Linked DNA regions of Homo sapiens: region 2 is linked to region 1. The links are chromatin loops, found by intact Hi-C in ENCODE. Cell type or tissue: endothelial cell of umbilical vein. All regions are shown on one strand.

The links. Peaks named below come from ENCODE experiments on the same cell type or tissue, not always from the same donor. Only the 100,000 strongest peaks of a DNase experiment are listed, where the experiment ranks them.
Region 2: a loop joins it to region 1, with 4 times the contacts of the local background. A loop is called at or near these places in 4 of 110 quality-filtered maps.

Annotation. Positions count from the first base shown.
Region 1 is chr2:37,454,190-37,456,689 of GRCh38, reverse strand. No RefSeq gene overlaps it. Among named protein-coding and RNA genes, the nearest start is that of LINC03063, 110 kb to the left of the region's middle. In endothelial cell of umbilical vein, no CTCF peak of the experiment used is centred here; a DNase peak (open chromatin) is centred at 1,429; H3K27ac peaks cover 2,500 bases.
Region 2 is chr2:37,534,940-37,537,439 of GRCh38, reverse strand. No RefSeq gene overlaps it. Among named protein-coding and RNA genes, the nearest start is that of LINC03063, 26 kb to the left of the region's middle. RefSeq lists an enhancer at 990-1,229. In endothelial cell of umbilical vein, a CTCF peak has its summit at 1,042 (motif pointing right); a DNase peak (open chromatin) is centred at 1,109; H3K4me3 peaks cover 512 bases; H3K27ac peaks cover 771 bases.

The DNA of each region.
Region 1 (2,500 bases):
AGGGTAAGAAGACAGGAAGCCCAACATGTAACGGCAGCTGCTGCTGTTGGGCAAAATGCCCTTCCCAGCCCTGTAAGTCCTGGCTGCTGCCTTGGCTACCTCTACCACCTCCTTCCTACTTCTCTAAATGGTCCTGGAGCAGGCTGCAGTCTCATCCTGGATAGGGCAATGGGGACCTGCCCCAGGCACCCAATTCTTTTTAAACAGAACTAGCTTCCAGGTCATGATCTCCTTACAACTGAAGATTCCAAGTGACAAGACCTAAATGGGTACAGATGGACTGTGCATAAGCCCAAGGAGAGCACTGTAGAAAGGACTGCATGTCAGCAAGTCCTAAAGATAAGCTGGGAAAGGAAGAGTAGCCAGAGACCCAAAATGTCAGACCTGTTTATGTCTTCAATGTTAAGAGGGAGTCACAGATTCATCACATTGGGAGAAAATGCCTCATAGATCTAATATGGTGAAGGAAATACACAAGCACACACACACACACACACACACACACACACACACACAGACACACCCGATTTATTGGCTGAAGCCCCAAGTACATAGCCCAACTCTTATGCGTTGAGTGTCTGTGTTCGCCAAAAATTCCTATTTTGAAGCCCTAACCTCTCAGCACGGCTCTATTTGGACATGGGGCCTCCCTGGAAGTAAAGTTAAATAAGATCAAAAAGATGGGGCTCTGGTCACATAGGATTAATGTCCCTATAAGAAGAGATACTAGAGAGCTTGCTCACTGTCTCTCCTTCTCCACCATGTGAGGACACAAACAGAAGGTAGCCATCTGCAAGCCAGGAAGAGAACCCTTACCTGGAACCAGCTCCATATGACCTTGATCTGGGACTTTTGGCCTCCAGAACTGTAAAAAAATACATTTTTATTGTTTAAGTAACCCAGTCTGTCTTATTTTATCACAACAGTTCAAGCAGACTATGACACCAACCTTAGACAAATCACAACATCTTTGAGCCTGAGTTTCTTCATCAATAAGAGAAAGATAAATCCTACCTGTTCATAAACATCAAATGAGATCACGTATGTTTAAGGGTTTTGCAAACAATAGAGTATTAAGTAGGCATTAAATCATTCATTAATCTCTACCTCTGTGCTCTCATACTTTAATCCCTCTGCTAGCTGAGCATTTACCACATTGTATTAGATTGAATTGTTTATATGTCTCTTCTGTCAGGTTTTAAATCCTTATGGCCAGGCGCCAAGTCTCTTTCATCTTTGTAGCCCCATGTCAAAACACACAGTCACTGCTCAAGAAAGGCTTATTGAACAATCCCAAGGTAGCACTGGATATGCTTTCTCTGTGTCCCATAACATCCTCCCATATACTTTGATCACTTAGCATCAGGTATTAGAGTTATTAGCTTTTGTGTTTTTCCTACTGTCCTGTAAGCTCCCAAATGGTAGAGACTGCTTGTTATCATTACTATATCCCTAGCAACTAGTACAGAGCTTGGTACCTGGTAGGAACTTAATGAATGTTGATGAAAAGAAGGGAAATGATTCCTTTCCTGAGGAATTTGCATTGTTGAATTTCATTGTTCAAAGCTGTCCTGTATTTGATTCATCATTTCCAACGGAACAAACTGAAGCTCTCCATTTTACCAAGTCTTTTTTCAAATGGCTCCTAAAAGGTCCTAGCTCTTTTATCCTATTATAGCTGGCAAAGTATCTGAATGCATCATTTTATTGTGCAAGTCAATATCATCCCCCAGAGAACCAAGACTGGTCATTTACGCCAACAGTAGTTGCTATGCAACCACTCTCCAAGCCTTGGTTGAAAGATCCAGAGCCGAGGCAGTGATTTTTCCCACCTGGAAAGGACTAGAATTTCTAAGGGAAAAAACACACCATTATGCAGAGTCACTTAATCTTTTTACAAAAGAAAATTTGACCACATCAAAAAAGCATATTTTCTAGATTTCCTAGACTATGCATATATAGCCTTTATATAAATAGACATGTATATTTAGCCACTGGAACCCAAACGCACATATACTACATATACACTAATATAATTTATAAATATTTGTATATTTATAAATATGTAGATATGTTTATTAAAGAGTAAACACTCTTTTTATTCCAAAGATGTTCCACGAGAATTAACCATTTTATTTCTTTTAACAGAAGTAAACTTGTAAAATGAATTTCTATTTTCTCATGGCAAAAACTTTTTTTTCGGAAAATAAGGGGAAATTTAAAGAAGAAAATAGAGAAGCCTGTGTCAAATAGCTTAGATCAAACCACTGTTAGCATTTGCTATGTAGCCTTCCAGATGTTTATATATAAGAATATTTACATATTTAAAGTACAAAAATGGGAACATATTATATCCAAAGTTTGGATACCTCCTTTCTTTAAAACTTAGCATGCCATGAATGAGAACACATGGCCACAGGAAGGGGAACATCACACTCTGGGGACTGTTGTGGGGTGCGGGGAAGGGGGAGGGATAGCACTGGGAGATATACCTAATGCT
Region 2 (2,500 bases), 81 kb before region 1:
TTTTTGGTGATTTTTATAAAGACAGGGTCTCACTCTGTCGCTCAGGCTGGAGTGCAGTAGTGCAATCGTAGCTCACTGCAGCCTCGACCTCCCAAACTCAGCCAATCCTCCCACCTCAGCCTCCCAAGTAGCTGGGACTACAGGCAGATGCCCCTTTCTATATTTTGACTGTGAGCTCTACTGGTTAGGGCTTTTTTATTACAAGTCACAGAAATTCAATTCAAAACAGCTTAAGCGAAAAAAAATTATAAACAAATAAATGGAGGAAGTTGTTATTGATTCACATACCTGGGAAGGATGGGGGCAAATGTGGCCTAGGGAACACCAGAATTCATGGACTCAAGCCATCTTCTCAGGTCTCCTACTCCATCTGTCTCTCATCTTGTTTTTCTCTGCTCAGCTTCATTGTCTGCTATGCAAACAGGCTTTCAAAGGATGCAATCACCTGCAGATTGAAAAGCCCATCCTTGCAGTTCAAGATGCAAGAAAAGGAGAATATTTTTCTCTTTCCTAGTGTTCTTTCTAAAATCCCACAGAAGGACTCGGCTTGGCCTGCTTAAATCACATCCCCATCCCTGGACCATTCACTGCAGACAGGAAGTTAGGACTAAAATAATTGGCCTAAGTCCAAATCAGAAAGTTTTCAACGCATCATTTTGTACTTCCAGGAATCTTTTTTCTATTTTCTTCCTAAGGATATTTTAACCAGGCTATTGAGGAAAGTTGTACATAAAAATCTAAAAATGCAAAATAAAATCCACTAGTCAAACTATTCATGGTAACACTTGCTACTGTCTAAACATGGACAAAATTTACATCTAAGATTTCTGGTTCTGGCAATACAGCATAGTAGGGATCCTGACATACAAGGGTGCTAGATAATATATATTTTCTATAAAATAATTTTTTAAAGTTTATTCCAAATTGTTACACAAATCTGTAAGAATGAAAGGAAAATTCACTAAGATCAGGAACAACAGACCAGATAGACAATTGAGAATTGAAACTATGGGCAGTCTGGGTAGGTGTATGAATCCAGAGGAATTAGGTCTTTGGCCTGTAGAGGGCGCTGAAAAAAAAAAACAGCCTTCAAACAGGGCAGGAAGAGGCGCCATAAGTAAGATTACTATATACAAAAAGTGAGACCCAGGAAGAAATATGCCTTCAGAGAAAGGTGGAACAAGGTGGAAGACCCCTTCATGCACAAGCAGACAATAAGGAATATTGCCTAGGACCTGGAGGTGAGGGGAGTTTTGTTTTGTTTTGTTTTTGAGACGGAGTCTCGCTCTGTCGCCTGTGCCGGAGTGCAGTGGTGCAATCTCGGCTCACTGCAAGCTCCGCCTCCCGGATTCACGCCATTCTCCTGCCTCAGCCTCCGGAGTAGATGCGACTACAGGCACCTGCCACTGCGCCCGGCTAATTTTTTGTATTTTTAGTAGAGACGGGGTTTCACAACGTTAGCAAGGATAGTCTCGATCTCCTGACCTCGTGATCCGCCCGCCTCGGCTTCCCAAAGTGCTGGGATTACAGACGTGAGCCACCGCGCCCGGCCGGTTTTGTTTTTTTTTTTTTTTGTCCCCAGTGAATACATGGACACAAGCCAGCCTTCATATACATGTTAGATCTATACTATTTGCAATAATTCTGAAAATTAAAAATAGAGACGTACAATTTAAGATGGACCATGCTTTAATGCCTAATTTAAAATGGACTCAGATTTAATGCCCATAGGTACCTTGCAGAAGCAACAAAAATCCTTCCTAGAAGAATGTATGCCCAAATCCAGCCTCAAAAATTTCCCACTGATAGAATTACAGCCAATATGAGCTTACAATAAAAAATCACAAAACAGAAATAGAAGTAAGACACCATGAGTAAGAGTCAGAGAAAAATAAAACAGGATGAGATATGCAAATTCATTACCTAGTAGAATTATAATACAACATATAAATATGGTTTTAATATTTTAAAAAATAAGAGGGAATTAAAAATATAATGAGAAAAAGCTTCAATACATATCCATACACAGAAGGAATTTCCTGCTTTCTATCATATTTATTACTTCCTTAAAAATGTAATAAATTTGGCTAAACATTATCTTGCTTTATAATAAATTAACGTGAAACAGAATATTGATTTATCTTTTTCTTATAAGATAGAAACTATAGTGACCTACAGCAGTTTAATCTTGACATGATATTTGTCATCTACATGATAAATATATAATTTATTGTTTGGTATACTTTATAAAATATGAAATACAATAAATTTATCACTGTATTGTAATAAAAATGAAATATAACTTTTTATAACATAAAGTAAGTCCAAATTGGTTAATTTATTTAACAAAGGGAACTACCTTTGGCAATTAGGGCAAATGGAAGATGTGTTTCATAAATTGAATAAACTAAATGTTTTCATTCTATATTTCTAAAACATGTGAGAAGTCAAAAGCATTTGAAAAAATACTATATTGGTAAAATTGTATTGAAATGAACAA